Regions from separate parts of the Mus musculus genome. Here all the other regions are linked to region 1. Evidence: chromatin contacts called from ENCODE POLR2A ChIA-PET data. All regions are on one chromosome and are shown on one strand. Each heading gives the region's core, a stretch centred on a gene start or an enhancer-like site at or near the end of the contact. The rest is flanking DNA. Distances are from core to core; before and after follow the strand shown.

Evidence for each region. ChIA-PET counts read pairs that join two places held with the same protein, here RNA polymerase II (POLR2A).
Region 2: POLR2A ChIA-PET joins it to region 1 with 11 read pairs in Patski. The contact joins the enhancer-like site here to the promoter of Tmbim6 in region 1. POLR2A ChIA-PET finds 5 or more read pairs at or near these places in 3 of 5 experiments (Patski and embryonic stem cell).
Region 3: POLR2A ChIA-PET joins it to region 1 with 19 read pairs in Patski. The contact joins the promoter of Bcdin3d here to the promoter of Tmbim6 in region 1. POLR2A ChIA-PET finds 5 or more read pairs at or near these places in 3 of 5 experiments (Patski and embryonic stem cell).
Region 4: POLR2A ChIA-PET joins it to region 1 with 13 read pairs in Patski. The contact joins the promoter of Nckap5l here to the promoter of Tmbim6 in region 1. POLR2A ChIA-PET finds 5 or more read pairs at or near these places in 4 of 5 experiments (Patski and embryonic stem cell).

The regions. Positions count from the first base shown.
Region 1 is chr15:99,389,488-99,395,507 of GRCm38, forward strand. Tmbim6 (transmembrane BAX inhibitor motif containing 6) reads left to right here and starts at 3,460. Exons shown (of 10, transcript NM_026669.4): 1 at 3,460-3,553.
Region 2 is chr15:99,315,488-99,321,320 of GRCm38, forward strand. It overlaps Prpf40b (pre-mRNA processing factor 40B), which reads left to right. Exons shown (of 26, transcript NM_001370635.1): 22 at 1-82; 23 at 236-413; 24 at 600-661; 25 at 756-893; 26 at 974-1,531. The coding sequence ends at 1,066. It overlaps Fmnl3 (formin-like 3), which reads right to left. Exons shown (of 27, transcript NM_011711.2): 20 at 5,768-5,833; 21 at 5,549-5,678; 22 at 4,866-5,026; 23 at 4,498-4,599; 24 at 4,075-4,167; 25 at 3,644-3,767; 26 at 3,431-3,530; 27 at 1,725-2,885. The coding sequence ends at 3,439. Among named protein-coding and RNA genes, the nearest start is that of Prpf40b, 23 kb to the left of the region's middle. Within about 2 kb of position 2,173, at least 3 of the 3 ENCODE cell types and tissues checked have a DNase peak (open chromatin) inside an H3K27ac peak, as active enhancers do.
Region 3 is chr15:99,472,340-99,478,592 of GRCm38, forward strand. Bcdin3d (BCDIN3 domain containing) reads right to left here and starts at 2,391. Exons shown (of 2, transcript NM_029236.2): 1 at 2,117-2,391. The coding sequence starts at 2,353.
Region 4 is chr15:99,453,287-99,459,112 of GRCm38, forward strand. Nckap5l (NCK-associated protein 5-like) reads right to left here and starts at 4,462. Exons shown (of 13, transcript NM_001001884.1): 1 at 4,346-4,462.

The sequences.
Region 1 (6,020 bases), core at 2,210-4,709:
CACCAACCATAGGTCAAGAGGCGGAGCAAGCAACCAGTTGGCCGGTAGTGAACATAGGAAAAACCCATAGGGATGTGAGAGGAGTCAGGAGGACAGAGAGGCAGACAGGAAGTAGAAAGGAGGGTCTTTCAGTTGGAAGGGGGAACGGGTTTTTTTTCCTTCTGGGAGGTGGGTTGAGGAGGAGGGTCAGCTGGGTGCTTTCTCTGCCTCTCTGAGCTAGCAGGCTTTCATCACAGCATCTGGCTCTTGAATCTTCATTTGGTAAAATCTAATGTTTGGTATTTTGTTTCAAAAGTAACAGTACTAAAACTAAGTTAACTTGGACTTCACAAGGTTTGGAATTACTGCCACACTTAGCCGCCATCCATTTTCCTGGCTAAATCATGTTTCAGTGTATGGATTTATTGTTTGTTGTTTATTTTATTATTTTTTTTCAAGACAGGTTTCTCCTTGTAGCCCTGGCTGTCCTGGAACTCATTATGTACACCAGGCTGGCCTTGAACTCACTCTGTCCACCTGCCTCTGCCTTACGTGTACTGGGACTAAAGGCCTGTGCCATCATGCCTGGCCTGAAATGTGTATTTTTGAAAGGTGTGTTGATTTATTCCATCTTAGTGTTTGAAATTAGCCCTTTGGAACAGGTCTCAAAAGCACCCTGGAGTGGAGTCTGTCGGTGTGTGTCTGAAATCCCAGCAGTCGGAAAGTGAGGGTAAATAGGTTGAGTTCAAAGCGCTAGTCCGAGTTACTCCATGAATTTGTGGCTAGCCTGAGCTACACAGACTTAGAAAAATCAGTTTTGTTAGTTTTTCTTTCTTGTTTAATTTTAAATATTTTTTGTTCATTTTGATCAGTTTTTCCCAACAGGGAACATCTTGCTGTGTAATCAGTGTGGGCCAAAGCCCAGGGATGTCCCTCACGCCTCTTAACTTTGCAATACCTAGTGTTACAAAGTAATGGTAGAGACTGCCACATTAAAGTCGTCTTTTTCTTTTTACAAAATAATTTATATTTGCTTTTTGTGCATTGGTATTCTGCCTGCATGCATGTGTAGCTTGTCCCTTGCTAAGTTGTGGTTTCCTCTCTTCCCTGTTTATCCTCCCTCATGACCCCCTCACTCACTAAGAGAGGAAAACGGATGGAGAGGAAAGGAGGCCATGTTATCGCTAGACTACTTCCTGCTGATTAGGGGGGGTCGAGTTTCTGGGGACAAGTTTGATCTTCGCTGTCAAGATTATCTAATTTCTTCTCCTTTCTTCTTTGGTAATGACTACTTAACAAACCCCAACCAACAACAAATAACAACCCACCCCACCTTTCAAGGCTCTGGCATTTTTATGTCCTCTGAAAAGTCCTCAGAATTCCAAATGTCACACAATTTGTAAAAACTATCTGCAGCTGGCAAAATCATGATCCTGCCAGAGCAGGAGGTAAATCCTAGTCAGATGCTGTGGACAGTCTAAAGCAGCCCCATACCCCACACCTGGGACTAAAATAAAACACAGTCTTATAATATGTCTGTGGTTTAAAGGAAGCAGAAATGCCAAGATGATCACTGCGTGTATGTCTGTGTGAGGGATGTTGGATCCCCTGAACTGCAGTTACAGATAGTTGAGTTATCAAGCAGATGCTGGGAATTGAACTCAGTTTTTCTGGAAGAGTAATCAGTGCTTTCAACTGCTGAACCATCTCTTTTCCCTTTTATTTCATTTTCTCTTACGGTTTTTTTTTTTTTTTTTTTTTTTTTTTTTTTTGAGACAGAGCCTCACACCATACAGACCAAAAGGGCCTCATACTCAGAGACCTGCCTCCCTCCCTCTCCTAAATACTGGGTTTAAGGGCCTATGCCAATACCTGGCAGGTTTTTTAAAACGTGTTAATTTTAACTTACATAAGGTGGTTCCCCACTCCCCACCTCCCTTAGTTCCCCAGTTGGAGCATAACCTGTGCAAGAGTTCCCAGTTGGGAAAAACTAATCAAAAACGATGTCCTTAGTTCAGACTGTCCAGAAACTTCAGATCCTCTAGCCTCCACCTCCAGAGTGCAGGCTTACTTGGTCCCCCCCCCCCCCATCTCCATCTCCACCTCCACCTCCACCTCCACCTCCTCCCATTCGATCCCCTCCTCCTCCTCTCTGTCTCTAGTGTCTCTGTCTCTGATCTGCCCAACCCCCAACCCCGTTTCTCCGTGCTTTCTCTGGGTATTTCTGGCTGTTCTGGAACTCGTTCTATAGACCAGGCTGCTCTCAGACCAGCGATCTGCTCGCCTCTACCTCCTGAGTGTGTAGTAGGTAAAAGTTACCTTGGCCCAAACCATGGTCAGCCCTAAGGGCTTTGCTGGAAGCAGAACTGAGAGGCTCAGATGGTCTTCCACCTTTCCTCTACACACTCCTCAGGCTGCCTCACTCTGGAGTCCTTCAGGGCCCTAATTCAGCATGCAGCCCTCAACTACCCAGGATCCAGCTGGAACCCATTCTATACTTGTGATTTCAGACAGTACTAATGAGTTGTGAAATTGATTTTTAAAAGCATAGGCCACAAAAAATAAAAATAAGAAAATAAAGGCTCCTGGTTTTTGGTTTTTTTCTCTCTTTTAAAATTAGCTTCACAGCTCCTTCCAACTAGGTTATGCTCCAACTAGGGAACACGCCCTAAGGGACGTGGCGAGCCAGGGAACCACCTGCTCTTTGACCGCCCTTGGCCAGGTCTCTAAAGAGCTGGTTAGGATTGCAAGACCAGGTCTTTGAGGCCGTTACACCTGACTTGCAGGGCCTTGGGTAACTACCAAAAACCACTCACTTCCATGCAGGTGGTTGTGGTCTCTGTAGCCAGTTTGCTTGGGGCTCCTGAGCTACCGGGTAGCCTCAGACCCTCCAGGCTGGGGTCCCTGGGTCCCTGTAGAATGGCTGGCCCTTCAAAGGTGCTCTGAAGCGTAAGCGCCATTATATTCAATGTTAAAAGGTCTCGAGAAAGCCGGGTGTCGGTGGCGTATGTCTTTAATCCCAGCACTTAAGAGACTGGTCTACAGAGTGAGTTCCAGGAAGGCCAGGACAGAGAAACCCTGTCTCAAAAAACAAAACAGAGATCCCAGGGAGAGCTGCCTCGCTTTCCTTCATTACCATCCCATGAGAGGCTTAAAACCAGCATCTTGGGACATTTTAGTGTCATGGGTGGGTGGTCTCACATGACAACGGTCTAAGCCTGACACGCCCCATTTCACTTTTCCTACTCCATGGGTCTGAAGCCCGACGTCCATCCTTCCTATGTAGGGGGAAGAAGGCGGAGGCCTATTGCTAAGGTGCGGGTTGGTGGCTACAGTCTTGATTGACAGGGGTATTAGCCAATGACTCTGACGAAAGCGGCTGCTGTTTATGAACGTGCAGATAACGGACAGGAGCAGTGCAGCCGGGGGCCAATGAGAACTCGCCTGGGCAGGTCTGAGGGCGGGGTTTCCCTAGGGGGCGGGTGTGGGTAGACTTCCAGCGCCAACCCCCGGAGACTCAGAGCACATCCGGTTTTAGCAGAGCAGGGAAGCTCCGGAGAGGTGGGCTGAGAAGGTACGTGCGAAACTAGGATCGGGCAAACCCGGAGTGAGGGATAGGGAGGGAGCAAGCGCGGGAGAGGGTAGTAGCTTCCGTTTTCGGACGGATCAGCTCCTTAGGCAACCCGGCCTGTTCTGCGTCGAGATCGAAGGAAAGCTGGGCGGGGAGGGACGCGGAGGAACTAATGCCGCGCATGCGCAGCAGCGCCGGCGGGGGCGAGTCTGCGGGGTCTCCCGGGCAGTTGGACCTGTGTCTGTGGCGAAGGCAGGCCTCTTAGCGACCCTCGCTTGCGTCCCTTCCACCCTCAGCCGAGTTCAGGGCTTGAATTCGGGACGGGTCCCCCACCCCTGACTTTGAGGTAAACGAAAGAGAAAGCTGTGTCGTTGTGGTCACCCCGCCCCACCCTGCGATCGCCTCTCGGCTGTTCCTTCTCGGGTTCCTCTGCCTCGCCTGGGTGAGCCGTCGGGGTTGGGGACTTGAGGTAGGCCTGGTTATAAGGCTGCCCTGTCACGGCGGGCCAGGTGATGTCACACTTCTTTATGACACTCGAGATTCCTTAGTTACTTAGAAGCCAATGGTAGAGGCCGAGGTGAGAAGCCCCGGGCTTAGCCTGGCTCCCCAGGCCCACGGAGCAGCCCCACTCTGATCTGATTGGTTGCCTCTGGACAGGTGAGGTGGCCTTGATTGCTTCGTCCTGAACCCTGGGTGAGTTCCAGAGTCTGCCCCGGAAGGGCGGCGATGGGTACTGTTTTTCTTGGACTGACTGATAAGTAGGCTTTGGCTTGCCTGCCTTCGTTTCTTTCCTTTTCTTTTTTTTTAAACAACAAAAACAAAAACAAGTTGTCTGGTGCCAGGCCAGGTTGCTTTGCCTGTCCAACCAGGCTTGTGTTGGCCAAACAACAAAACCACTTTGAACTTGAGACTCTCCAGTTACACAAACTACCTGTGAATGTGTAACACTTCGGACGAGCTGACTGCCTGAAACACAGACAGGAATTTGAAGGCTGAAGGTCAATGCCAGACTTTGTAGTTACTTATTAATATTTGTATGTGGTTTACCTTGTGGCTGTATGGGTATCTTAAGAGAGAGGTATGATTCAGGAAGTCCCTGAATTGCCCAATCACGTTTTCATGCCTTCTGCTAACACACTTAAGTCAGTAGTTGCTACATTTATTTTCTTTGGTGTTTCTTTATTGTCTAATTTGTTTTCTGCTTTGACTTGAACAAGTGGACATTTAGATTCCCCTCAGTTTTCCCCTAGTAGAGAGTGTCTGGAGTCCTTGAGAAACACAGCCTGTAACTTAGATCCACTTTTCCACTTCCATTATTCATCATGGGGAAATCAGGTTGCGCCCCTGGGTCCTGCTCTCCCTCTGTCCATCTGAATGAAGCCCTGCTTTCCTAACGACTAGGAAGGGGAGACATTAATTCGGATACTTAGCCTTTCCAGTTTTTCCTCCTTGTTACAGATAAAATTCGTGGTCTTGGTAGAAATGCTAAAAAATACATTGTGGGAGGAACCGACATATGTGCTGCGGAGTTAGGGAACTGCCTTATTGAAAGTGTGTTTTCCTGTTGTGGGTGAAATGGAAAGGTCAGGAGACCTGAAGCTGGTTCGGTTCTGGCCCCCCCCCCCCCCCCCCCCCCCCCCCCCCCCGCTTTAACTTTGTGATGTTGGTCAGATCAGTACTACTGTCGGGTTAGCACCCTGCAGTGGAGCCATCTACGTGTTTGTTATTGTCAGTAGAACTGGTATTAATCATATGTTAGAGTTAAAGAGAGGAGTGAGATTGAATAAAACTATTTTCTCACAGTTATGTGGTAGAAAAGGCAGGATTTGAAACTCCAGATCTGGGTCTGTTACCACTGTTACACTCCCTTTAAGAAAGAGAAAAACCTTTCATGTGCGACTCTTTCCTCTTGGACTTAATGTGAAGCTAATGTTGTTGTATCTTGGTGTATACATTTAACATCTAAACTAGCAAGTCAGGCAGTTTACACATTTAATTAAATAGTAGGCTGTGAGTTACCTGCCCCCTTCTGTCTTGTTAATTCAGCCATCTTGAACCCTATCCCTAGACATCCAGAAGGGATCAGATTGGTCCTTATCATCGGCGCTAATGCACTGACTTGAAGAGTTTCATTTTATTTCATAAACTACCCAAGGGTATTAATCTCCCTCGGGGGAACCAGCCACTCACGTTCTCCCTTCTACGTGCTGGTCCTGTGACTTGGCTGTAGGCTCCAGTACAGATGCCTTCTGGTTCATCCTCTTTTGTTCCCGGAGACTTTCTAACCAGATTTCATGGTAGTACACGTTTCCTGAATACAGCAGTCAAGACTAGAGAGAAGGGATTGCATCTGAGTAGGATCTGCTGGGCTGGCCGAGGAAGGGTGACTTGAACTTGTGGGGCTTGGGGCTTGTGGTTAAGAGCACTGCCGTTCTTCCAGTGCCCTTCCCATATGGCAGCTCTTAACTGT
Region 2 (5,833 bases), core at 923-3,422, 75 kb before region 1:
ATGCCAGCACCTCCACACCAAAGGCCGAAAGCATGGCAGAAAGGGCAAGAAACACCATCGCAAGCGTTCACACTCACCCTCAGTGAGTCGGCAGGTAGAGGGACATGGGTGAGGCTGGACTGTTTCATACAAATTAAACACCTCTCCCCATACATTACCTCCTTGGCTCTGAACTCCCTGTCCCCAGTTCCTAGATGAGGGCTTCTGGGCTGACCAGTATTACTCCTCTGCCTAGGGCTCTGAGTCAGATGAAGAGGAGCTGCCCCCACCATCCCTCCGGCCCCCCAAGCGGAGGAGGCGGAACCCCTCAGAATCTGGCTCTGAGCCCTCCTCCTCACTTGATTCAGTTGAAAGTGGGGGTGCTGCTCTTGGAGGACCAGGCTCCCCATCTTCCCACCTTCTTCTTGGGTCAGGTAAGCAGTTTCTAGGAGCCCGGGAACTAGAGTGCTGGGATAGAGGCACAGCAAATCCCAGACCGCTGAGGGCTGACTGGGATGGGAGGGCCTCACTGTGGAGCAAGACTTCCTATCTCTGCCCAGGCAAGGAGCTGCCTTCTCCCGATGGGACTCAGCGTAGATTTTTTTTTTTAAACCCTATAGATCATGGTCTTCGGAAAACCAAGAAACCAAAAAAGAAAACCAAGAAAAGAAGACACAAGTCGGTGAGTGGAGGAGTCGTCTTGAGATTCTGCAGTCATGTCACCTGCCTCCCAGCTGTGCCGCTCAACTGCTGAGATGGGCTCTGAACTCTTACAGACCAGTCCTGACAGTGAGACGGACCCCGAAGACAAAGCTGGTAAGGAGAGTGAAGACAGAGAACAGGAACAGGACAGGGAACCCCGGCAGGCAGAGCTCCCTAACCGTTCCCCAGGCTTCGGAATCAAGAAGGAGAAGGTGAATGGGAGGACCTGGCTTTCGCCCCAGCCTGTGACACAGACTAGGGGGCTCAGGTAAGTCACACCTTTGCTCAACAGACAGGCTGGGACACGTCAGAAAGCGAGCTGAGTGAGGGGGAGCTGGAGAGGCGAAGGCGGACACTCCTACAGCAGCTGGACGACCACCAATGACCCCACGAGCTACTTTCTGCCTTGGACTTCGTGAGGCAGTGGCTCCAGGGTCGCCTCAGCATCTGCCTCAGACTCCTTCGTCTTGTCTGGTCTGTGTCCACTTTTCCTAAAGTAACCCACCCCCAACACACTACTGTTAGCACCTCTCAAGGTTGCTTTTGGTGTTCAAGGGTCCCCTAGTTCTCAGACTAGTGCAGTCCTTGCCCTCAGCCCCAGACCAGAGATGGGCAGTCTATACCACGGGGTGGGTGATGCCAGTAGATAGTGTGAGAAGGGGTCTCCAGGAAAGAGACAGGCTGCTTGGACACAGCCTGGGTGGCCGAGGGCAGGGTCCTCACCCTCTAGCATCAGTGCCTGCTCTTGCCTGACCTGGCCCTGGGGCTCCACCACTACTTCCTCTCCCCTGGGACCCGATGTATGTGTTCTGTTTTGTTTTTTAAATAATATTTATAACATGATCTACAACTCCTTTGTCCTCTTCATGTACTATCCACTGGGGACCAGCAGAGGGCACTCCAGTTCTGACAGCTTCCTCCCTGTGTTTAAAGCCCAGCCAGGCTTCCCCTGCCATCTAGGCTCATCACTCCTGAAATGGAGGAAAACACTTCCCACCCAAACTCATATCCTCATGGCCACTCTGACAAAGAGAAGACAGCTTGGTGCAAGACTTTGTTGAGAGGTCTGGGATTTATGTACAAGAAAGGAAAAGATACATATACAAAACAAAGTGCCCCTGCATTCCCTTCCAGGGTCAGAGCCCAGTAGGGAATTGAGCAAATAGTCTGTGAAGATCCTCTGTTGCCTGTTCCTGGGCCAGAGTCCACCTAGCTGAGGAAAGGTGAGATTGCGGCACATCCTTCCTCTAGCAGTCTTGGAGCTGGGACAGACAGTGCCTCTGCTCTTCAATCAGTGGGAAGACAGCAGGCAGGGTGGGGTCCAAGCCCTTCCTTGCATTGTTTGGAGCAGGAAGTGCCCATCCAGAGGGAGACCGCCAGGGGTCAGCTGCTCCCACTGCCACCCACTCTGCATGTTAAGTGTTAGCCCTTCTTTTTCCACTTTTGAAAGCCACAGGTCTTCCTCCACAATCCTTTGGTTTTAAGGAAGTGGAGCAGGAGGCAATGCAGGACAGCAGCTGGCTCAGGAAGCCAAGAAGATGGGTGCCAAGGTGGGTGGGACATGGGTCTAGGAGAGCAGAACAGCAACAAAAGAACCCTGAAGACGCAGGCAGCCAGTGGGCCTGCCATTGCTCCTCTGTCCCTTTTTACTAGGGCTCAGCAGAGTGGGCCCAGGCAAAGATTATCCAATATTGGCAGAGTCCAGGGATCCATTAGTGTGGATACTCTCTAAACCAGAGCTGACTGTGGGATTGCAAAGGCGGGGTGGGGGGACCCGTATTTCTTCTTGGATGTACTTCCTCCTCTAGGATCCCACTAGACCCTGGGAAGAGGGGGGCTGTGTACCCTCGTGTGCTGAAGCCGGAAGTGGTTTTTCCCAGCCCTGAACTGACCCTTCAGGAAATGAAGTTGAAGACTTGGGGCAAAGTGCACTATGGGGGGCACTAGGGAAATGTCAGACCCCTATAGACCTAGTGCCCACAGTGGCACAGGGACGAGCCAGCCTCAGCTGGAGCAGCAGGAGCTTGAACAACACAGCCTTCTGCTGGGCCCTGGGCCCACTGTCCAGATCTGCAGGACTCTGAGAATTAAGGTACTTCTGCCTCCAGGAGGATCTCAGTGGGGACCTGGAGCTCGAGGAGGGCCACTGGGTGGTACAGCACTCCTGACTTGACTGTGAACGACCATGCGTTGGTGGTTAAAGCCTGTGGGGAAAACAAGCGCATGAACAGTGACTAGGCAGGGACACCGAGCAAGACAGCACCTGAGGAAGAAGTCAGCCATGAAAAGGTCAGGGAAGCTCTTAGAGGAAGGCTTGAGAGCCAGCTAGAAAAACTGCTGGAACGATTCTCAGAGGGTAGCATAGGAAACTAAAGGCCACCCAGGAAAATATTAAGCCAAACTAGATGTCAAGAAGCAGAGGTTAGGGACATCTATCCCTGAGTAGGAGCTACTAGAACTCTTAGGGGAGACCAGGACCCAAGCAAGATACTTTGGGTCTATGACTGGAGCCTCAGTCATCCAAAGCATTAGGTCTTGCCTGCTCTGGCCTAGCTCCTAACCCTGGCCCAGAGACACCTTAACCCTTGGATCTTAGTAGCTAGGACAGTATTAGTGGGAGGACCCATGCAGGGATAAGCTGTGTTTCTCAGAGCATGCAGCATGCAAAGTCTGTGTCTCCATCACTGGGAGGATGCTACCAGAAGATGACTCCAAGGCATGCAGAGAGGGCAGCTAGAGTGCCCAGTACCTGTCAGGCTAACAGTTTGACTCGTCATGGTGGGCTGCATCACAGAAGAAACGTGAGCCCCGCTTGGCAGTACGTGCCGTGAAAGGGACACTCTTCAACACTACGGCCCAGGAGAGACAGTGATCAGGTCTTATGGGAAAACAGACTAGGAAGCAGGACCAAAGGGAATTAGGTCAGGCTCTGGGAATTGGGCCCAGTGGACAAACGTCCCACCTGTGATGATGTCCTCAATGGTACCATCCTTCCCCTCGTAAACAGGCCGGTGTTCCTTAGCTTGGCGCCGCCTCAGCTCTGCAATTAGCTCCTGCTGTTGCCATTTGTTCCGCTGGGATGGAGTCTAAGCCAGATATTACAAGGGGAAGGAAGTCATCACTAACCCAAAAGCAACTGGTTCCTGTCCCAAGATGTAGGCTGAAGATGACCCTGCTGAGAGTAACCCTGTGTCCTGTCCATCGGTGTCTACCCCTCCCTCTAGACTCACGCTGTCAGCCACTCCAAGGGAGGGAGGGAGACAGACACAGAGAGTGTGTGTGTGTGTGTGTGTGTGTCTTGGTTCTCCATGTCCTTCCTTGCTCCTTGCTCCCTGCTCCCTGAATCCTCAATTCTCTGTCCTGTCTTCCAGACCAGCTCTTGGTCCCACCCACCTTGGCATCCAGCTTCTTGGCTTCCTGAGCCAGCTGCTTCTCCCGCATTACCTCCTCTTGTTTCTTGCGAGCTTCATTCTCTTGTTCTGCTTCCTTAGATAGGACCAAGAGAGGGGAAGGAGCTTGAGGTTTTCACAGGCTGGAAGGGAGGGCCTGACACTAAGCATGAAGGGTGGGTGGCAGTGGGACCAGCTAACCCCAGGTGGCCACTCTCTGGAGGGGTACTTCCTGCTCTGAACAATGAAAGGAAGGGCCTGGGCCCCCACCCTGCCCACCAGTCCACAGTTTAGAGGCCTGTCGCCAGCTTCCATGGTTCCTTCCCTAGACCTTAGGAACTGGAAAAGTCTCAGACTTGAAGCCCAGGCTCGCTCTTGACTAATCATCTTCTACCAGCATAACTCCTGAAACGTTTCTTCAACTTACCTTGTAAGAACGAATGAATCGGACAAATACTGGGAAAAACACAGAAGGAGGTGTGGTCTTGGGACTCTCACCAAAGTAGCGCACAACTGCATTGTAGGCCTCCTGAGTAAGTAAAGGGCAGACAGAGGGGTCATCCCAGTGGGGAGGAGGCCCACAGAAAGCAAAGCCTGCTGCCAGGAGAGGAAAGCCAGTTACCCAAGCCCCTCCTAAGTCATAGCTTCAGACATGGATATCTGCTATCTTTAAAGTCCCTTGTTACTACCCCCTCACCTGCCCACACTGCTGGCCAAGAGTTGGATGCCTACCTCAAGTGGCCACTGTGCTGGCTTTAGATGTTTGTTTCCCCCCCACCCCAGTTCCTCACTCACCTCGGCAGTCTTGGCATCACGCTGGAGCTTGTCCAGTTTGCCTTCATTGGTACTAAGGAAGTTTCGAAGGACGCTGTTGTCATGAATGCTGCATTCCCGCCGAATCAGCTCCATTCCCCGGCCCAGCTCTTTCACGTCTAGCAGCACGTTCTCCAGGGACACTGTTTACCAAGAGCCTGGCTGAGGCTTACCCAGGCCTACAGCACATTTGTCCCACCATGTCCCCTTGGCATAGACTTCAGGGATGTACATGTAGAGAAGTCTGTGTCAAGCAGGCTGGGCTCTCTCGGGCAGTAGGAGGGAATGGAGAGAGTTCATGGGCCCAAAGAACAAGGTAGCAAAGGAAGGAAAACCAGAGACAGCTAGTCCCCGTCCCCCGTCCTGTCCCCGTCCCCCCACCCCCCCCACCACCCGGGCAGGACAGAAACAGTAGTACTGTGTATCTGTCTGTAGGGGGCTTTACAGGTTTTCTAATCACATCACAGACATGATTAGAGAACTACACTCTCTGGGCCAGGCTAAGGGAAACCTGATCCTACTTGAGCACATGGAAGGCTCACTCTCTTTGGGGTTGCCCCTGCTCATAGATTTAGTAGTGAGAAAGAAGATAGCAAAAGCCAGAAATGGACCGGGTGTTCCTCCTGTTCAGCTTCCTGGGATCGTCTTGAAGAGGGCACCCTCACCTGCTGCAGCCTTCTCCACAAAGTGCAGCTCCTGCCAGAAGTTAGCCAGTTCCGGGTATTTCTCCTTCACCGTCAAGGCAATGAAGTGCAGCAGGGTCATCTTTCGGTCCGTGGACTTGGTGTCCAGCAGCTGAAAGGGAGAGGTGGTGGCAGCACTGAGCGCCCTGGCTTGGGCACTAGGGTCTGTATGTCCTGCACATGCTGTCCCTGCCATCTTACCAGGTCCAGGCTCTGGAGCTTGAAGCCGTAGACAGCACCTCGCTTGCTGCTGTTCATGTAGTTCCC
Region 3 (6,253 bases), core at 1,141-3,640, 82 kb after region 1:
ATCTCCCAGCTTCAGCCTCCCAAATGCTGGTATTACTGTCAGACAAGTTTTCCTTTATACAAAATCCCAAAGTGGGAAAATTAAACCATATTGTTTAGGGTTAGAAAATGAGTAAGATTTAAAAAAATAAAAATAAATTTAAAAAATAAATTTAAAAATAAATTTAAAAAGAAAATGAGAATTATATAAACAAAAGCAAGACAATAACAGGCTAACTGTTGCCTGTGGGTGAAAGGGGCTTTTAAAATAGGAAACGACATATAAAGGTTTTTGGGGGCTGACGATGAGAGTGATCACAACGGTGTTTGCCTTATAACTTGTACAGTACAGACTTATGTTTTATGTACTTTCATGAAAGTATGGAATAATTCACATTAAACTCCACATTTTAAAAATTATGGATCAAGGTTATTTACTTAGTTAGCTAAAGTCACATGGACACTAATAATAAGACTTCGGCTACATAAAGTTCCTTTTATTCAAACCAGGCTTTTCTAACTATTTTTAAAAATTATCTTTTGTATGTGTATGCATGAGTCTTAGTGCTTACACATGCTAATATGTGTACGGATGCCCAGAGGGGCCAGAAGAGGACTTCTGCTCTGCTGAAATTAGAGTTCCAGGTGGTTGTGAGCTGCCCTCAAGGATGCTGGGAATGGAACTTAGGTCCTCTGAAAGAACAGCGCTCTGAAGAATGGAGCTGAGTTCCTAGAACCCCTTCTAACTTAACAATACACAAGTTACCTCCGGGGTCATCTTAAAATACAGATGCTGGCTAAGTAGACGGGGGTGGGGGTGGGGTAGGCTGAGATTCTGTGTGTCTAACAAACTGCACAGTCACACTAACTTTGTTCAAAGTCACAGTTGAAGGCACAAGGACCCACACCACGCCACTAAATTTCCTCCTACCCTGATTTGCTTCCCTCCTATCGGACTCTGTTTTTGAGGCCGGCATGGTCTCCATATTGAGGGCAGAGAGAACTTGTGTAAAACAAAAATGAGTGGATAAATGCGTAAATAAATAAATGTTCAAAAGTAAACTTGAGAACAACTGCCTTAGTCAATTGCAACCGTGTCCTTTCTACTGTGGCTCTGTATATACTGTTTACAATTTTAAAATCTTTTTTTTAAAAATGTTTTTCTTTTCTGTTTTTCTGCTGGTTTCCTATACCACGGTGACACGTTTACAGGGACACACACCCAGCTGGTTACTGTAGTCTATAACCAAAAGCTCTCCTCAACTGAGACCCTCAAAGGTCTTCACCACCCACCAATGTCTCTTTTTTGTCGTTTTTGGAAACATGGTCTTAGTAGCCTAGGCTAGCTTCAGACTTGTGGGAATGCTTGTCTTCTGAGAGCTAGAATTACACGTGGGCAAAAGGTCTATCCCTGGACTCTGGTGATGGAATGTGGAGCGAATGGCGGAGGGTCCTAACCATTTGTAATGTTGGATAAAACTGCCCGCTTCACTGGGACATCCACTAACTAGCTACAAATAGGCGAGACTGTTATTTCCTTATTTTTGCTGCGGTTTGACTCTAATCATTACATGTCTGAAAACACTCTGCGGTGGGAAAGGTGGTTAAGGCTTCCTCCTCTGGCCGGATGATCTATTTTCTTTCTTGATCCCTCTCTACTGTTCACCGTTGTACTCTGTTAGCACAAGTAAATAAGGATCTGGCTCCAGGTCTGTCTTGCACTGTATATCTACAGCCTTAAGTTTCAGCCGTGATTACGTCACCCTGGCTCTTATCTTTTAGGAATCAGGATTCCCAGATTTTTTGGGGGGGGGAAGGGAAGGGGATCCCCGTTCCCCAGCCAAGAAGACCAGCAAAGCAAGAGAGGAGGCAAACGCCGGAAGTCCAGATCAGACGGTCCTCCTCCCCAGCGGTCTGGCGGGAATTTTTGGAATGAGTTGTGGATTGCTCAAAATTCCTCACTCGGCCGTGGGGCCCCAAAGGGAGGGCTGGGACGTGCACGTGTCTGTCAAGGCTATACTTTAAAAGCCCACTCTGGGCTTTGAGTTTTGATGCCACGCCCAGGCCAGCACCACGGAGGACGCGGAGGCTGACCATCGCTGGGCTCCCGGCGCTCCGATCCCTGCCGCGTCACTCACCCCGGAGTTACACCCCACGTCGAGCCCTAGGATCGGCCTCTTCTCGGGACCCTCGGGAGGGAAGAGCTGCCGAAGAAGCTCCGGGGGCAGAAGGCGGAGCCTTTGCTCGGGAGGGTGGAAGCGGGAATAATGAGGGAAATTTCCGAACGGGGCGGCCCCGGGTTCCAGAGCCCCCGGATGCTCTTCCTCCACAGCCTCTCCAACGCCCCCTCTTGACAATGTCCCGTCTGCGGCCATCACGCTCTGTCCCTCGGTTGGGGCGGAACCGGAAGTCTGGAGCCCGCGGAGGGAGGGGGCGAGCGCAGCGCCAGCGCGCATGCGCCTAGGGTAGAGGTCTGAAAGAAGGTGAGTTTAGGTAGGTGAGAAGACCCCAGTGCCTAGTCGGGGCTTTCGGTATCCTATTGGAGGCCGTGATCGTCCCCTCTTACTTAACGGACTTGCCCAACTTGAGTTGAACCTTGGGCCACTGACCAAAGCAAGGAGTTTGTGGGGGTCTTGAAAGTGAAGTTGGTCCAAGTTTCTTTCTTTTCAGATACACAAAGTGAGCTGTAAGGAAGGGGGATTCCTTGTCTGGGGAGTATGTGTGTGTGTGGGGCCTGTGACGGGGTCACACAACAATGCACTGACACAGGAACTTGAGCCTGGTTTAGAAAACGTAGCTGGAAGCTCTAGAACACTTAAGGTGCCACAAGGGGACCGACAGACATAGTAACTATAGACTTCATTCCAGAGGATGGAGTTGCTACATTGATACTTTTCAGCTGTGAACCTCCTATATTTATCATAAATCCTGGCGCACGGTTGTTCAGTAAATACTTGTTGAATGAAAACTGTACAAGATGCAAGTGACTAAGCCGTATCTGTTTGGGGGAAGAAAGAAAATGGGAGAACAGAGTTAAATTGAAAGAGATGTGTTGAGATAAACTTAAGACCAAAAGTGGGCCGAACTCTGTAAAAATGGTTCAATCAGGAAATGCTTGCTGGGTAAGCTCGTGGACCTGAGTTCGGATCCCAAACACCCACATAAAAAGCAGGGTGTAATGGTGTATGCCTGTAATCCCAGACTAGCAGATCTCTGAAGTTTGCCGGCTAGCCAGCCTAGCTGCGTTGGTGTGTGCTCCAGGCCCACTGAGAGATTCTGTCTCAAAAGATAAGGTGGGAAATGATCGAAGAAGATGCCTGCCATCCGCCTCTGGACTCTACACACGTGTACACACGCTAGGAAATAGTAATACTTTAAAAGCTTTTTAAATGTGGTCTGGGGTGGGGAAAGCTGGTGAGGAGAGAGACTGAGGAGTCAGCCTCCCTTAGTCTCTGTTCTATTGCTGTGGAGAGACAGGTAACCATGGCAACTCATTAAAAAAATAATTGGAGGCTTGCTACAGTTTCAGAGGTTTAGTCCATTATCATCATGGTGGGAAGCAGTAGCTGAGAGCTAGACCCTGATCCATAGGCAAAAAGAGAGTCCAGGCTTAGCCTGGGCTTCTGAAACCTCAAAACCCACCTCAGGTGACAAACTTCCTCCTACAAGGCCACACCTCCTAATCCTTTCAAAGAGTCCCACCCTCTGGTGACTATTCAGACATATGAGCCTATGGGGGCCATTTTTATTCAAACCACCACATGGCCTAAGCAGTAAGTTCGGTTTAGAGGTAAGGAGAGCCCAGCCTGTTAGAATCAACCCATGGCACTGTGTTCTGACCAGCCCATTTTATGGAGACCTCCCAGCTTACTAAGCCAAAAATTTGCTAAACTTTATAAGAGACTGAAGCATCTATACAAGGACCGACAGGGTTCCAACAGGTCTCTAGGGACACCACCCCCCCCCCCCACCTCCACAAATGTGTTTTGGCTTAACTTTTTGACAAGATCGTGCAGTAGTCCTGGTTGTTCTTGGACTTCCTATGTAGCAGAGAATGGCTTTGAACTCTTGATCTTCCTGCCTCCACCTCCCACATGATAGGATTATAATAGGTAATATAGGTCATGTCCAACTGAAAAGAAAGGTCCTATTTTTTTCTTCCCAAGTTTTACTTTTATATTTTGATCTCTGCTTGATTTGTTTCAATTTTTTTCTTTTCTTTTTCATTCTTCTTCCCCACCCCATTCAAGACAGGGTCTCTCTGTGTAGCCCAGGCTGTCCCGGAACTTGCTCTGTAACAGGGTTTCTCTGTGTAGCCCTGGCTGTCCCGGAACTTGCTCTGTAACAGGGTCTCTCTGTGTAGCCCTGGCTGTCCCGGAACTTGCTCTGTAACAGGGTTTCTCTGTGTAGCCCTGGCTGTCCTGGAACTTGCTCTGTAGACCAGGCTGGCCTCAAGCTCACAGAGCTCTGCCTGCTTCTGCCTCCTGCGTTCTGGGGTTAAAGGTGTGCGCCACCACCCAGCTTTGCTTGTTTCCCTGCACTCGTTCTGAACCAAGGGCAGAATTCCCCACATGGGTCAGACAAAATCTGTACCCTCTTCTATCTTTAAACAATTAAACCAAACTTAAGTAAAAGGGTTGGGGATATAGCTTAGGGGTGAGCATAGCTCACCAATTATTAGACCCTGGGTGTTCAGCGCACACATGCGGATACACACACACACACACACACACACACACAGTGCTATTATAATTATATGTGCTATACTGTCAATAGGATAAACTTGCTTTCATTGACGTCAGTATGCAAGGGAACTCTCTGTTAATAACTTTACGTGGCTGGCGATTGGAAAATGTTTCTTCAGACCAGATTCTGGCTTTGTGTATGCTAAAACCTTGACTCTTCTTCACTCCCACAGACTTCCAGTCCTAGGTGCTGTTGGACACGTTTAATGCTCTAATCTGACCTAGATGTGTACATACAGGCCACAGCCCCAGGTGATTCACATGATGGGTGGATACGAATACACAGGAAAGTGTTTCTACACACGTGCACTGAGTAGTGACTGCGCCTGTGACTAGATGCTGTGTTAACAGCCCTGTGGAGGGCATTTCCAATCCGGCTGACCTTCATTGGATGCTGGGAACACCCATGGCCACTACTGTGCCATCCAACTCTGGGAGACACTTGAGCGAGGGGTAAGAGCTGCCGTAACCAGCTACCACAAAACAGCGCTTTCTGAAATCTTATAAAACCCAGTGGGTTTTGGAGCATCGCTGGACTCCTGGAAGGTTCTCAGATGATACAAACTTCGAAGCTTGAGCTTCACTAGCCACACAGGAATCCTGTTTTGCCCTTCACGGGACACACACTGAGCACCGTTTAGATGAAGCAGCACCTCTCACTCTCTTGGTGGGAGTGTGAGGGATCACCACCATAAAGGAAAACTGTGTAGAGGTTGCTCAAAATGTTAGGAATGGGGCCAATGAGAGGGTTCAGCAAGTATTGAGGTGCTTGCCTCTGAGCCCAGTCAACTCAGTTTGAGCCCCAGGACCAACATGGTGTGGGAGGAGAGATCTAACTGCACAGGTTGTCTCTGACTTGCACACACAGGCTGTGACACACACATGCACACATGCACATACGTTTTCAAAAAAAGGTAATTTTTTAAATAGTTTAAAAATAGAATTCTCAGTCTGATGTGGTGGTCTACACTTTTTAATCCCAACACTAGGGAGTCAGAGGCAGGAGGAAATCTGTGAGTTTGAGGTCAGCCTGGTCTTCAGACTGAGTTCCAGTGCAGCCAGGACTACATAGTGAGATCCTGTCTTAAAATAAATAATAATATAATTCTCATCCAGGTGAGGTGCTTCATAAATCCCAGCATGGTGGTCACTGTGAGTGTGAGGCCAGTGTGGGCAAGATAGCAGGACTCTGTCACAAACAGGAAGTAGAACCACCGTGTTGCATATGTATATCTACATATCTACATATCTACATATAGATATATGGGAATCAGAATGTTAAAGAGACATCGTGTGTGGGAGGGGAGGGTGTTGGTGGTGGTAGTGGTGGTGGCGCACGCCTTTAATCCCAGCATTTGGGAGGCAGAGGCAGGCAGATTTCTGAGTTCGAGGCCAGCCTGATCTGCAAAGTGAGTTCCAGGACAGCCAGGGCTACACAGAGAAACCCTGTCTCGAAAAAAAAAAAAAAAAAAAAGACATCTGCACTCTCATATTTACTGCAGCAGTGTTTTTATATATGCATATATATTA
Region 4 (5,826 bases), core at 3,212-5,711, 65 kb after region 1:
GCCAAGGGCTGCCTGGGCCATGCCTAGAATGCACTCAGAGACCACAGGTAAGATAACGCCACATCACAAGCACAGTATAAGAGGCTGCACTGGAGTGTCAGGGAGTGCGCAACTTGCAGCTGGGTGTGGGGACCTGAGCAAGTGCCTGTCAGGAAGTGGGGAGACTCCGAACTAGTTCAGGGCCTGCCATTTGTTCAATCCCCAGCACGGGGAAAAGAAATATGTCACTGAAGACCATTTCTTGGGATCAAGCCTATTGTGACACCTATCTACCTTGTCTGTCCTCTCTCCACACGGCCTCAGGCTGGCCCACCTCAGAGCCATTCTTCAAGATGGGATTGTCACTTCTGCCTAGCAACAGCTGCCGCCTTTGCTCTCACAGGGACTCCACCAATAACTAACTGCTTTCAGATAATGAAATCCTTCCCACAGCCAGGCCCGTCTGGTTACTACTGTGGGACACTGCAGAGGATCCCCAGACAGCGTGATGTTCAAGAGGGCAGGCAGAGACCTACAGTGGATCTTTCCCACTTTTACCCAGGGAGAGAAGCAGCGAGAACTCAAACTAGGAATGCAGATAACAAGATGCTGCAGGTACAGTCCTACTGTGTGCCTGGCACTGTGTCGATGCTGGGAACAAATCTGCATTTCCCAGGAAACCTTCTTCCCTTCTGGTGCTCCAGCACAGCGTCTAGGGCATTACAAGTTCCATTGGCAGTGAGAAAGCTGACCAGAGAGAGCACTTGGAGAACCCTAGCCCAACACTCTACAGCTACCTGGGCTCAAGAACTGGCTTTCTCTGCTGTGAACACAATCGGGTTTCTCGTGAATGAGAAACTGAGGCAGAAAGTAGCCATGTGAAGGCAGAGACCAGAGGCTGGACTCCCACGTAGGATCCTCACCACCACCTGAATCACATCCTACCTGACTGCCAGTTTCCTCATTTGTGTGTGTGGAGGGGAGGGGCATGCTGTCAAGACAGAGTCTCACAATGTAGCTTTGGTTGGCTATGTAGACCAGGCTGGCCTCATACTCACAGACATCCACCTGCCTCTGACTCCTAAATCTAAATGCTGGGATTAAGGGCACGAGCCACTATGCCCAGCTCAGTTTTCCCGTTCCCCCCACCCCCACCCCACCCCCTTTCTTTCTGTTTTTCAAGACAGGGTTTCTCTGTGTAGCCCCAGCTCTCCTGAAACTCACTCCATAGACCAGGTTGGCTTTGAACTCAGAGATCTGCCTGCCTCTGCCTCCAGAGTGGTGGGGTTAAAGGCATGCACCACCATCGCCTGGCCAGTTTCCCCATTTTGACTTGAAGGTGGGCCTCCAGACTAGATTTTCTCTCGGATTCCTTCCAGCCCGTGGAAGCTCTATGTTGTTTTGATGCAGTGGCAGATCTTGGGTTGATTTACATAAATTTGCATGTTCAATCAAAAAAAAAAAAAAAAAACACCACCACCAACAACCTACCAAACCCAAACTACAAGTATAGAAAATCCAATCAGTCCATTATTGCAGCCAGACAGGCTGGAGGAGCTTGCCAGGTTCAGGCAAGGGGCTGTCACGGCAGACAGGGGTAGCAAAGGTACTTGGGGGAGGGGCCGCAGGGGTGAGGAGATCCTGCTCTGAGAGATAGATACAGCTCTGGGGACTCTGTGTCTACACACCAGAGCCCCTCACCCTTCACTCAGGTTGTCCTTTCTCCTTCACAGGGCCTCGGGCTGCCCGCCTCAGAGCCATTCCTCAAGATGGAATTGCTGTTTCTGCCTAGCAACAGCTGCACCCTTTGCTCTCACAGGGACTCCACCAATAACTGCTTTCTGGGAAACTGACTTCCCTGGGAGTTTCCACTATCCATTTAGAGGGCTTCACACCAGTGAGGGAGGTTTCTTAGGGTTTCACCTACAAGCCCTCTGTTGATGCTTCACTCACACAGGCTGGCAGGGCTGGGGCTAAAGGGCTCCCCGGACCTAGGGAAGCTGAGAGTGAAGGACATTGCAGGAGAATGTGCCTCACATCCCGGAGCCTCTTTAAGTACCACCATCTCCTTCATCTGGGAGCCCAAGGACGAAAACAAATGAGAACATGGAGCTGTTTGGTTCTTGGGCTGGGAAGCAAGCCCTGACCTGGAGCACTAGAGTCCCGAGAAAGCCCTACCTCAGAGGTAAGGGGGCTGGGCAAAGCAGGGCAGGGGCAGCTTCCCCCTGTTGCTTGGAGGTACAGAGGTGCAGTGTGTGGAGACAGCAGGTAGGATGGGCAACAGCAGTGGGGCCCTCCTTGCCTTCTTCCCACAAGAGGGTGGATGAATGTGCTGGCCTCCCTGGCTTGGATCCTAAAACAAGTCCCAACAGCTGAGATGCAAACTGTCTGCTGGGAATCTGCCTACCCTGCTGGCCCTTGGCTGCCTCCTCCTCTCTCAAACCCTCCCCAAAGACCCAACTCAAAGACTGGCCCAGTCATGATGTCTCACCTTGATGGGTGGGCCGAACCTGAGCCAGCAGGAGTTCATACCCCAAGGCACCGGGGTGAGCAGAAAAGGCCTATTCACGGGCGGAACAAAGTTCTGTTTTTCTCAATCCAAAATGCTAACCCTAATAAACTGTAGCCCAGCAGTTTAGCTCTCTTAACAGAGCCAGCCTGCTGGAGGACCCTTCACCCCTCACCCCTCGAGTCACCACCTCTGTGCATGTTTGTGTGTGTGTGTGTGTGTGTGTGTGTGTGTGTGTGTATGTGTGTGTGTGTATGGGAGGTTTAGATCTTTCTGGTCCTACTGCTGAGCTCTGAAGATGAAGGAAACTATGCTCAATAGAAGCAAACCATCTTGCTCAAGGTCACAGCGCAGGCTGCAAGACCAGGGCCCAGGGCTCTTGACTCTGGCCATCCTGACAGCAACTCAGTGCACATACACGAATATTCTCTGCCATGTGGTGGAGTGCATCCCTTCTCTGAAGCCCGACTCTTCCAAAGGCTAGAGCTGGAGAATACTGTACAGCCAAAGACACCTTAGGTAGACCACAGGTGCTGGAAACAAAACCAAACAATCTATGTGGGAATACAAGGAACTCTGCTCACACACTAGGGATGGGTTTTAAAAATCTGAGAGCCAGGTTTTCAGGCCAGATTGGGAGGGGGGGGGGTCCTGTAAGATTGAAGAGGGTCTACAACAAAGCAATTGTACAATGCTCACTTCCCCTCAGAGGCCTGAGCACACAATAGTGAGAGACTCCTTCCCCATGGTTCCTCAAACCAGTCCTGATTGCCGGCCTCTGTCTCCAACCACTTCCTCTGGCTGACAATTGTGTTTAAGCAGGAGGGCCCACTGGAGAACGGGAGAGTTGGCGGAGAGGGAAATCAAAGATTGCCTCCAAACCTAAGGAAGCCTTCAAGCCTAAAACCTCCAGCTCCTGAGGAAGGCGGTCTTTAAAAAGCAGCTGTTGGGCAGGCTGGGTGGGTTCATGTGAGCCCTCTGGAAAACCAGGCTTAGGAGATGAAGGCCTTCTGTGCCCTTGGGACAGCGCCAAGGCTAGAGAGACAAGAGGGGCCTTCCGCCCAGGATATAAAAAGAGGGAGTTGGGGTCCCAACTGCCGCTCTCCTGGGCCTGCTAAACCAAGGGAATGTCAGGCACAAATAAATTCTCTGCATTCTTTTCAGCACCCCAGCCCAAACCCAGAAACCTTTTCAGTCGGGGCTGCCCTGTCCCTTACTCCAGCCCAACCCATCTCCTTCGCTCAGCCTCTATTCAGCATGCAGGTTGTCGGGTTCCCTTCTTCCCACAGCCCCTCAGAGCCTCAGCAGGGTGGTTCCCAAGACCCGGTCACTCCGCCTTTCCCCGCCTCCCCCACGCCCTACAGCCCCGGGCCACAGGGACTGGAAGGAGTGCGAAGGGGTGCCCCGGGCTGCAGTCTGCGCCTGCGCTTTGGGGAGAGCCCCCTCCCTCCGCAACCCAGCACCGCTAAACGCTACCGGGACCGTGGGATACGGGGAGGGTGGGATGCGCAGTGGGGGCAAGGTCAGTGCTTTCAAAGAGGGAGGGACACCCGCCACCGGAACATCCCCCCACTCCCGAAAGTTTCCCTTCCGGGGCCACCGAGTGTGCGCGAGGATGGCGCAGGGGGCGGGAGGGGGTGGGGTGGGGGGGTGGACAAAGTCACAACAGGACCCCTCCTGGGAGAGTGCAGCGCGAGGGACCGGCAGGCGTCGAGGTGTGGGCCGGAAGCCTCGCTCGCTGCCCCTTCCAGCCAAAGCTGCCACGAGAGCCTTTCACTCCACACTCCGCGGCCCCCACCCGGGGCGTGCGGCCCCCCACCTCTCAGCCCGTTAAATGCCAAACAGGCCTGAACTTACCGAAATCAGGTGCTGAGCTCGACTGGCTTGGTCCACAGGGTCCATGGCCGCATCTCGGGGGCGGGAGGGCGAGGGGGGTGCAGGAAAAGGGGGGTACCGGAGCCACCTCTTGATGTCAAGGCTTTAAAGGGGCCAATGAGCCCCGCCCCTCGCCCAGACCCCGCCTCCCTCCTCCCGCTCAGCCAATCCACGCTCAGCCTGGGTGCCTGCCCCTCCCAGCTCTATCCAGATGTTCCCAGGACGAGAGCTAAGTCTGCCCGGCCGGCGCGCGCCGCTTCCGCCCGAGTGGGCAGGGCCTCCCCTCCCCTCCCCCCTGCGGAGAAACACTCTTCCTCAGGCCGGAGCTGACCTGCAAAGCCTTCGCGGTGCTCCCGGTGCTCCTGGTGCTGGGGATCGGGATGCCAGGCCCGGCCGAGTGGGACTGGAGCCGGGGCATTTAGAACAGAGAAAACTAAGTAGGTTTGCGCGGGCCCACGGGCATGCGCGTCTGCTTCCGTGGGTCTGGGCGTGCACGTGTATGTGGTTGAGAGCGTGTTTGTAATTTGCTGCATACGTGTTAGGTGCAAATCTACAGGAAGAGGCTTGAGTGTCTCCTTGGCCTGAAATGCACCCGCCTCTCTTTTCCATCTCTAGGTCGGGGACCTCCCAGAAATCTGGAAACTGGAAGCGAGGAACAGGCACATGTGTAGAAAGCAGTGCTGGTTTAAGAAGCAAGGCAGACCCAGGCGTGGTTGCTCATGAGAAATCCTCGCACTTGTGAGGCAGAGGCAGGTAGATCTGTAGTGCAGAAAAAAGAGACTGTGGTTGGTTTTTAGCTACTTTCTGTCAGGGAAGAAGAAAGTACAGTCCAGTCACTTCACTAACCGGGAGGAAACAAGCTAACTCTTGCAGGCCTTTGCAACTTAAGAGCTCAGTACGGTTGTCCTTGGTCTGTTTGTTGTTACTGATTGGTTGAGACAGGATCTCTAACTCTGGCTAGCCAGGAACTCATGATATAGGCCTGGCTGACCTTGAACTTGTCATGATCCTATAGCTTCTGTCTCCATTTTGGTCCTTAAACACTTCCTTGCCCTTCGGTGGATACCTTATAATCCTCAGCTATATGCACTGTATTAACTGGCCTGGATGCGCACACAGGGGAATTCAGAGGTATCTTTGGACACTTTGTATATTTTATTAATATTGCTTCTCTCTTAGGTGTACAAATGAGACTTAAAGCAAAATTAGTCCAGTAAAAGAACGGGTGCCCTACAAGAATGTAGGGTGGTCAGGTTGGCTGGGATGCATTTAAGGGGTCCTCTCTGAAGAAGGCATTTTAGAGTGGGAGTCTAAAGATGGAGAACTTGAGTAGGACCCAGGCAGGAATAAAGACAAGTGATTGGCAAGAAGCTAATTACCAGAGTGGGATAGCAAGCAAATCCTCTTTTGTAGGGGGGGGGGGGCAATGCAAGAGGTTTTATCTGGAAAACAGAATGAGCATT